Regions from separate parts of the Mus musculus genome. Here region 2 is linked to region 1. Evidence: chromatin contacts called from ENCODE Hi-C or POLR2A ChIA-PET data. All regions are on one chromosome and are shown on one strand. The core of a region is the stretch at or near the end of the contact, and the rest is flanking DNA. Distances in the headings are between cores, read along the strand shown.

Region 1 (5,101 bases), core at 903-3,402:
GAAATGGCTGCTGACAAAACAGCTGTGATCATTAAAGAGATCTGTGGCACTAAATAGAAATCTACTCTGCACTGGGACAATAGCAAAGGTGTCCTGTGGGTAAGACCCAACCATCAAAGGCTCCAACTTGAGAATTTGCAAATTCATCTGAATGGAGAGAGGGTGAACTGAGAATACCACTCTCTGCATAAAACAAGCACCCATTACAATGTTTTCTCAGATCAGCCTTAAAAGTACACAGTGGCCACTGCACCTCTATTCCAAAATGGCCAAGAACTTGGCAGCTTTGTCTGAGTGGCACTGATTATCAGGCATGAAAGATGCCACATGAAAGATGCTGGTCTCCTCAGCTTTCTGGAACGTTATAGCACAGGCCTGCACAAATCCCTTCACACCTGAAGAGGTCCAGAGAGGCTCTTGTATGACGCTTGGGAGGTGATGTTGGAGATACTACAACTGTGGGACATCCACTGAGGTGCAGGTGTGGATGGAAGGCTACATGACTTATAGGCAAGAGAGCTAGTGCCCACAGGGTTGTGCAAGCTTATTGGAGTCCAAAGAATTCCAGCTGTTGAATATGGAGCTTCAAGATTTTATGTCTGCTGTGCTGAATTTCAGTGTTTTTCTTACTTGATCTTCCCTTGCTATCTTAATCTCTGGAACACTACTGTATACTGAAAGTACACAATTTTTCATTTTATGGGGGCTCATTTTTTTCTTTTTTGTTTTTTTGAGACAGTTTCTCTGTAGCCCTGGCTGTCCTGGAACTCACTTTGTAGACCAGGCTGGCCTTGAGCCCAGAAATCCGCCTGCCTCTGCCTCCCAAGTGCTGGATTAAAGGTGTGTGCCACCACTGCCCTGCTAGGGCTCATTGTTTAGAAGTTAGTGTGGCCTCTTTTTTGGAAACTTTTGCTATGTATCCCAGGCTGTCCTGGAATTCACGTTCACTCTTCAAAGGTTCAGAATTACAGATGTGTACCACCATAATCATATTTTTTTAGTGGTGGTTTGTTTACATAAAAATATGATTCAACTCCGACTAATGTAAAGTAATAAATAAAATTTAAAAATGCATTTAAAGCCTGAATCTGTCACAAGTCACTAGTACTAGTCATTAGTTACATAAATAATGAAACTTTTTCTTTTTAGTATTATGCTCTATTTATTCCAAATAATTTCCATCTGGTCATCTCATCCTTTTTTTCCATGCTTCATTCCTCCTGTCACCTACTTTGTGGAGTATGTGGCACTTCTGAAAGGTGAACCTTTGCTAGAGGAAATGGGTCACTGCTTTTTGGTTATAGAGCCCAGCTCCATTTTCTATTCTCTTGTTTTTTGACTGGATGGCTAGCCACTTTGCCATCCTGCCTTTATTAGCATGGTGGACACGGATCTCGTATTGCTATAAGCCAAAATAAAGTCTTTCACGAACTTTGTCTATTAATTCAGAAAATAAATATAATTTTCTGCTGTGGGTGTAAAAAATTACTATTATTACTGTTACCCCAGCATCCAGAAGACTACTTGGCATGTAGTATGCCCTCAATAAATAGATAAGTTAGAGTGACTTCAATAGCTCAACACTAAATTACCAGAGCATCAGTGGCTAGGGTGGGGTGCAGGAGTTCTAGATTAGATAGGGCAGCATAGGGACACTACTTCTCTTTCTTTAAAAGGAGAAAAATATTCGAATATTATCAGCTATATCATCTAATAGAATTCCACATTACTCCTATACTTCGCTTTAAAAATATCCCTGGCGTTCAGCCCTTTCTTTTAAGTTCTGCGATTGAACATTCTGAGTACACCCTTTCTAGTCCTGAAGTCAAAATGTCACCAGCCTTAAAGCTTTTCTGAAACCATTGGCCGATGTCTAAGTCTCACTCTGGCTCACTTCGCAGGACCTTTCCTTCTGTCCCCGCAAAGCACTGCGCACAGAAGGAAACCACTGCCCAGTGAAGATACTCCATGGGATGAGCCCGAGAACCACACATTTCCCCAGTTAGCGCGCACTGGTTGTCAGCTCCTCCCACAGAACGCGACCTCGAGGTCGCCTTCCTTTCCAGCAGCCCGGAACCATCCTTGAGCCCTCCAGCTCGCCGGAAGCCCCGCCCCGTCCCGCCCCGCCCCGCGGCAGCCAGCGGACTCGCGCATGCTCGCTGCGCGCAGCCTCGTCCCCGCGTGCTCTCGCGCGCTTCCTCTCGCCCGCTCTGCTCTTTTTGGTTACTCAGGGGCACGCGCAGCGTTTCGCGCGACGATTGGCTGCCTCGGTGGCGGCGCCACAGGACCGGGCAACTACGCGAGCGGAGTGGGCGCTTAAGGATCCCGCGGCTCCTCAGGTAACGGCGTGGACCGGGAGCGGCTGGGGGAGGGGGGAGAACCTCAGGGTGGCCTGCAGCCCGCCCGGGACTTCCGGCCGCGGCCCCTGGAGGTGCAGGAGCGCTGCGTGGCCCGCGTCGCGGCGTCCTCAGGTGACAACACCGCTCCTTCTCCAGGTTTCGGCCTCATGGCGTCATAGTCTTTCAAAAGTTAAGAAGGGACGAACAATGACTCGGAAGTGTGGGCTGTTTTTCCTCTAAGCTTTGACGAGTTAGGGTTTCAGTCCTGGCGGGACCGCGGATCCACTCTGTGCTTTTGCGGGACACTTGAGCGATTCACAGTTCTCACCCTTCAAAGTGCGAGCAAAAACCCCAGTGTAGTTCAGTATGCCCGGCGCCTACATTAGTAAGATGCAGCTGCAAACTCTGCCTTCACTACATTCAAGATTTGGCTTTTCTTTTTTTTCTTTTTCTTTTTGGTTTTTTTTTCGAGACAGGGTTTCTTTGTATAGCCCTGGCTGTCCTGGAGCTCACTTTGTAGACCAGGCTGGCCTCGAACTCAGAAATCCGCCTGCCTCTGCCTCCCGAGTGCTGGGATTAAAGGTGTGCGCCACCATCGCCCGGCCAAGAGCTGGCTTTTCTAACTGGAGGATGACACCACCCAGTGGTATTGGTGAAGTACTTGAAGTTGGACACTACAAGATAGAAGAATAGACTAGGTTTCTAAGAGAATAGGCCTTTGGAAGGGCTCCTTGAGCGTTTTGATGTCCGTTAATTCCCGATGGTGGTAGACAGCTAAAGAAGGACAGTTTTAACCTGTCTCACGAGTTACCTCACTTTGCAAAGTTTCGTATTGCCATCTGGAATGAACCTCACATCAAAGGACAGTTAGTTACATAATCATTACATAGGCTATCATCCCGTACCTCAATGTGCCTCAAACTAGAGTGACTTGAGAGGAGGGTAGTTAAAGGAGGAATTGCCTCCATCAGATTGGGAACATTTTCTTGATTAATGATTGATATGAGAGGGCCCAGATCACTGGGTTTTTTCAGCCCCAGGCAGGTTGGACCGCAGTTGTTAAGGAAGCAAACCAAGCATGCTATGGAGAGCAAGCCAGTAAGCAAGGTTACTCCCTGGTCTCTGCTTCAGTTCCTGTTTCCAGGTTCCAGCCTTGAGCTCTTTGCCTTGTTGCCCTGGATGGCGATGGATGCTGACCCTCCACTATGTTTGTTTTTGGTCATGGTAGTCTTGTCAAATTGAAAGAAACCAACCTAGATCCAATCCTATGAAAATAATATAGCAATATATATATGTATATACTTTAAAGATTTATGTATGTGAATAAACTGTTGCTCTCTTTAGACACACCATAAGAGGGCATCAGATCCTATTACAAATGGTTGTGAGCTACCATGTAGTTGTTAGGAATTGAACTCAGGACTTCTGGAAGAGTCAGTGCGTTTAACCACTGAGCCATCTCTACAGCCCAAGCAATATATTTATTTAATGGAGGCAAAGTTTGTAAAAGTGAGATAATATGAATTATTTCACTAGATAAAAGTAATAATGGCAAAACAAATATGAATAGGACATGTACATTATTCTTCAAAGACAGTATAAAATAAAAATCTTTGTGTGATAAGTTTGAAAGCTTAATAAACATACAAAACCATGCTTAAGTCCTGTGTACAATTTATTGCATTTTCATGAAGTATAATTATGTCTTGAAATTTAATTTTAATATATATATAGGTATGTGATATAGTATAAATTTAAAGTACTGCATTAGATTTGTGTATGTACATTGAGATTGCTTTCATTATGTGTAATATGTGTACAGTTTAGAAATAACTAGACTATAACAGGGTTCAGTTTACTGTAGTTTATAATCTTGAATATTCTTCTTGTTTCTTCTTTAAACATACCAACATCTGTCTCCGTCTTTTTCTTAAGACATTCTCTTTTGAGTCTGGCTGTTTGAGAAGTTGCTATGTAGACCAAGCTGAACTTGAACTCAGGGAAATTATCCTGCCTCTGCCTCCCAAGTGCTGGGATTAAATGAGGGCACCACCCCACAGGGCTTCTTTGTATTTTATCTTGAGGATTTTGAAGACTACCATGACCAAAAACAAACATAGTGGAGGGTCAGCATCCATCGCCATCCAGGGCAACAAGGCAAAGAGCTCAAAATCCTTCTTTGTATTTTATCTTGTGGAATGAACTTTGAAAAATAGAAAAAAACTTGATAATAACTTTTAAAATCTTTATTGTGAAATAATTCATATAGAAAGAAGTATATAAAACATGGACTTTTTAATTCCTTATTCAAATGAATAATCACTAAAACTTCTTACTAATCTGTTTGTAGCTGTTTATAAAATATATCTGCACAAGTGATATGGATTTGTCAGTGGATGGATTGTTTTATATGTGCCTTATTAATGCTGTTGCTCAAATCTCTAATAACAATTTGTATATCTAATGTGTTTTAGTAGTAATAAGTGCTGACAATTTGCTACATGTTAAAACTCCTTTTGTAATAATGAAGACTATTTCTCCCTGGATACACACCCACCCAGCCATCCACATATACATATATACACACACATATGCACACATACATACATATGTATATGTACATATCTAATTTTTGAGGTCATGCTATTCATAGTATACAGCTTTATGATTAATCTATCTTTCTGTAAGCCAGACATCGTCTTTTATCAGTGACTCAGTTCATCTTTCGTGATACTTTTTGTTTTAAAGCCTTGTCTCATTTC
Region 2 (5,101 bases), core at 1,224-3,723, 1.8 Mb after region 1:
CCCATCCAGAATGCTTCTTTAAATGATTCATGTTTATTGTATGTCCGCTGGTGTTTGGCCTGTATATGTCTGTGTGAGGATGTCAGATTCCCTGGAACTGGAGTTACAGACAGCTGTGAGAACATGGGTGCTAGAAAAACCCTGGTCCTCTGCAAGAGCAGCCGATGCTCTGGATGCTGAGCCAGCTCTCCGGCCCCTGGACTGAATTCTACTCCACACCCTCATATTTTATTAGGACAAACAAAGCGTCACCTGAGTGATATGTGAGCACAGTATCATCCCTCTTGCTCAGTTTTTTTCTCTCAACCTCTCTCTGCGCTCCAATGCCACTCACTGCTGTTCACTGAACATCTTAGCACTCTCACTGCCCAGCAGTCATCTGAAGCAAGCAGCACCCTGTTCTTACTTTGTCCAGCTACATGGTCATGCACAGCTTCCTTCTCTTTCCAAAGTAACCGTTCACGCTTCGAATCACAAAGCCCACCTCCAAAGTCCTGTCACAAACCTCCTTAGTGTGATGATCTATTTGGCAAGCGCCTGATCATCCAATACGAACATTAGCCGAAAAATAGAGCCAAGCTTGTTGGAACAGGACTTTAATCCTAGCACGTAGGAGGCAGAGGCAGATGGATCTCTTGTCAGTTCCAGACCTGCCATAGTAAGACCCTGTTTGAAACACATACACACACACACACATCCTGAAATATTGTTATAATGCAGATTTTACAAACTCATCTTCTTAAAACGTGATAAAGATACAAAAGGCCATTTTTTTAAAAAAAAGTCACATTTTTTCAATAATTTATTGCAGTGATGACTATTTTAATTAAGTAATTTCTCCTGATAGAGTCAAAGCCTCATGTCACTTTATCATAACACAGCAAACACTTTCCTACATCCTGAAAGGCTTCCCATAGTATCGGTTTTCTCTATTCCATTTTTACCCCCTTATGCATTCCTAATGGGAAAACATACAAATTTTAAGTAAATTAGTTATCTGTTACCACCTTACCTCCCTACATTTCAGTTGCAAGTTTTCTTTTATATATATTTATTTCATTTTTGTCTATTGGTGTTTTGCCTGTATCTGCCTGTATACTATGTGTGTGCAGTACCTGTGGAAGCCAGAAGTGGGTGGTGGATCCTCTACCAATGGAGTTGCTTGTTAACCACTAGTGAGCTGGGGGTTGAGATGAAAGGTATGTGGGTGTGTTACAAATCGTTGTAAATAGGTAATGAGGCACTGTGTGTGTAAGTGTATTACAAGAGGTTGTAAGCCAGTAGTGAGTTCTCTGTGTGAGTGTGTGTTTCTGTGCCCGTGTATGTGTGTGTATTCATGTGGATGAGCAACCAGTGCTCTTAACTTCTGAGCCATCTTCCCAGGCCCAGTTGTAAAATTTCCAATGAAATAGACTGAGTAACAAATTTTTGCTCTTGGGCAATAAACTTCTCTGGCCTTCAAATTTCACATCAGTTATGTGAGAATTTTGGGGGCAATAATAAAATTGGTCATTGAAACAATTAAAAAACAAAGGCCCTCTGATGATGCTGGAAAGAAGGAAGATGTTAGTATACATTTAAATTTAAATTTCTTTCAGTAAATGTGCCTAGCTATCCGTGGTTTAGGGTGGGGTTGTGTTAAGACAGGACAGAAGTTTAGCTGACGAGATGAATTAGACATCTCCAACTCTACTCTACCTATGGATTTATTTACCTCTTCCTGTTCCTCTCCCACAAACAGTAAAGCTCTACAGACAGAATAAATGCCCCAGTGCATGGTATTGCTCAGTTCTGAAACCTGATCATTAATAATCAAGGCCCCAGGCACTAGCTATACCTGGTGGTTTTTTCTTTAACCTTTATAAGGCCCAAGGCCGAATTACAGGTGATGTAGTCACCTGGGTTCAAAGTCTAGGGCACTCCTGGGCAGTCAAGAAACGAACCTAGAGGCCCCAGGGCACAGGAGCCTTGGGCAGGGTTGGCAAAGCGTGTCACCCAGGAGGTGGGGGTGGGTGCAGAGCCAGATGCTCAGACCCTCGGTCTCCATCCTGCTACGGTCCTTCCACCTAAACTAAGAGGACTAAAGACGAGGGCGCTCCGTCGCCATGACAAGCACAGGGTTCAGCGATCTCGGTTCGGCGCTGGGCCACAGCCTCCGGCACGCCCCGCTGCTTATGCGAGAGCACAGCCGGGACAGAGCCAACAATCCTGACACTCCGGCCCGCCGCCCGCCTCCCAGCTCCGACTAAGACCCCGGTGGAGCAGAGGTGGCTGCCACGCTAGTCCTTACCACAGTACCTACCTAGAAGCTCCGTGACGGCCACAGCCTCCGCCTTGCACAGTCGTCAGTCCGCTCCAAAGCCCTGTAGCAGCCGTGGCACCGCAATCAGGGGCGGCCCCGCCCCGCCCCCGGCCTCTTGGAGGGCCTGGGCCAGGACAACATGGCTGGTGCCGCCTCTGCCACGTCAAAGGGGAGGAGGCGGGGAGGGGCGACCAGCGAAGGGGCGGGAACAGTCCCGGAAGAGGCGGGGCGCGCAGGAGGTAATGGGCGCGTTGAGTGGCGGAAAAGATGAACCGGGAGTAATAAAGAGGGTGGGGCGAGCGTGAAAGACGGCCAAGCAAAGCGGAGGGCGGGGACAATTCAGGAAGGGGCGGGGCTAGCAGGAAGCGATGCGATAGCCAGGGCGGTGGAGGAAGGGAGGTAACCGGAGTAATAAAGGGTGGGATGTGGCCGCTCGAGGCCGTGTGTAGGATTAAGGTTAAAATACCTGACTAGGGCATTGCTAGCCCCAGAAAAAAAGAAAAAAAATGTTAACCACCAGATGTAGCTTTCACGTCTACTGTTTGCTTGAACGATTGTTTTTGTTTTCTAGTATATAGAAAAGGCTCTTGCAAGTTTTTTTCCTGACATTGTATCCGTGTCCAAAGAGGAGAAAGAACGAAGCACGAGTTAACAATTATTTGAAGTATTCGCTAGAAAATAGATGCTCGGATTCTCCTCTAATTTTGGGTTTTCGTCTGTGTGTTGTCAAGAGCCAATGAGAAGGCTTGGCTCAGGGACCTCACTTGCCTAGAACTCATAAGGCAGAAAAAGAAACTTTACTCCCAGAAGTTGTATTCTGACCTCCTCACCGACCCACAAGCAATCGCAAAATAGTAATTTTAAAGTTTTTAAGTATCTCACTCGGCTAGTGGTGATGGTTCATGCCTGTAATCTCAATAGTCAAGGTTAAAAAAAAAAAAAAAAAAAAAAAAAAAAAGGCAGCCCAGCTTACGTTACACTGCAAACTGTAGACCCTTCTAAGCCACAGAAGAGACAGTCTCAAAAACCTAAAAATTATCCTCGTGTGATACTTGGTACTCCAGAAGCTGAGGCCAGGGGATCGGATCACTACAAGTTTGAGACTCCTTGAGCTACCTAATGAGTTCCAGAACAGCCTCAACTAAACTTTAAGATGCTATCCGAAAAAGTGAAAAACAAAACAAAAAGTTCTGCATTCATCCACTCTGTTCCCCGCGAAGTCAGAAAGACACCACCCTAAGGGGTTGTAAGATTTAGACGAATGTAACGTGTTTACAAATGGTTAAAGGCTTTAGTACTCTAAAAATGACGATTATAGCGATATTGTTCATTAATTTTAAAAATATTAAAGATTTCAAAGTTCATCCTCAGTCCCTGCCGCCTACCCAAGCTTTAGACGAGAAAATGGGATTAGACAGAGCGACCTAGAAACTCTTCAGGAACCACTTCTGCCAGGAATTATTCTCGAGCGCTACATTCCACCACCGGTGCCATAAGCTTGATGCAACCAGCAGGTTTCTTGTGTGGCTCCGCCCCCTTGCGCCTGTAGCCGGTGGCCTCGGCGGAGGTCGCTTAGGCGCCTGCGCCGTGCCTACTCTGGGCGCCGATTGAGACTGGCGGGAGCGAGAACCATGGCGTGGGTTCCAGCCGAGTCTGCGGTGGAAGAGTTGATGCCACGGTTGTTACCTGTGGAGCCCTGTGACTTGACGGAAGGTTTCGATCCCTCGGTCCCCCCCAGGACGCCTCAGGAATATCTGAGGAGAGTGCAGTGAGTGATTTCGCCCCGTGCGAGTGGGCTGGTTGTCGTGCCCCTGTGTACAGCCCTGGTGCCGCGCCTGACCCTTGGTGTGCAACAGTCCCTCCTCTGTTTGCGTTCCTATCTTTCGGGAGGTCCGGGAAATTTAAGATCTTATTACACCCTACGGTTGGCAGATAACTTTTGAACTTGATTGCACGTTAAGACGTGTGTTCTTAAATTTCTTTGCTTTTCATCTAGGTGTCAGGCGTTTCGTTTTTTCATTGGGAGCTTGCACTTTTATTTCCCATTTCATAATAAAGTAAAACACATCTCTCTATTCTACAAAGCGAAATAATAAGTATCATGTATGTATTACTTAATTGTAGGATCGAAGCAGCCCAATGTCCAGATGTTGTGGTAGCCCAGATTGACCCAAAGAAGTTGAAAAGGAAGCAAAGTGTGAACATTTCTGTGAGTTTAACCAACCACCTGGGAATATTTTAACAACACACACATATACAACACGAACATTTTCCTATCATATCAAAAATATAAGTTATGGTGTGTATAAGATTAGATTGCTCCTTATAAAGTTAGGCACCACTTGGAAGCTAACACAGAGGCGTTTTGGTCTGGAGGCCAGCCTACATTGAGACCCTCTGGAAAATGTGTGTGTGTGTGTGTGTGTGTGTGTCATTTAAAAGATTACTTCCCCTACCCCCAAAAAGTACTTCAATTGTTTACTAATATTGACCTTTATAGCCGGGCGTGGTGGCGCACGCCTTTAATCCCAGCACTCGGGAGGCAGAGGCAGGCGGATTTCTGAGTTCGAGGCCAGCCTGGTCTACAAAATGAGTTCCAGGACAGCCAGGGCTACACAGAGAAACCCTGTCTCAAAACAAACAAACAAACAAACAAACAAAAGTACTTCAATTGTTTACTAATATTGACCTTTATAAATAATTAAGGATATTTTTTTCTGGATATACCTTTATAGTTATTTTTCAGGGTGGTGCATTGTACACTTTTTCAATTTGACCTGGTATCATTTTCTCAGTATA

The links. A loop is a pair of places that touch in the nucleus more often than their neighbours do. ChIA-PET counts read pairs that join two places held with the same protein, here RNA polymerase II (POLR2A).
Region 2: a loop to region 1 is called in a map of heart, with 9 times the contacts of the local background. The contact joins the promoter of Sec23a here to the promoter of Mipol1 in region 1. A Hi-C loop is called at or near these places in 1 of 37 maps with a recorded cell type or tissue (heart). POLR2A ChIA-PET finds 5 or more read pairs at or near these places in 1 of 5 experiments (Patski).

The regions. Positions count from the first base shown.
Region 1 is chr12:57,228,273-57,233,373 of GRCm38, forward strand. Mipol1 (mirror-image polydactyly 1) reads left to right here and starts at 2,153. Exons shown (of 10, transcript NM_001164370.1): 1 at 2,153-2,339. Prps1l3 (phosphoribosyl pyrophosphate synthetase 1-like 3) reads left to right here and starts at 2,140. Exons shown (of 2, transcript NM_001037746.3): 1 at 2,140-2,339.
Region 2 is chr12:59,009,544-59,014,644 of GRCm38, forward strand. Sec23a (SEC23 homolog A, COPII coat complex component) reads right to left here and starts at 2,474. Exons shown (of 20, transcript NM_009147.2): 1 at 2,303-2,474. Gemin2 (gem nuclear organelle associated protein 2) reads left to right here and starts at 3,848. Exons shown (of 10, transcript NM_025656.5): 1 at 3,848-4,070; 2 at 4,427-4,511. The coding sequence starts at 3,934.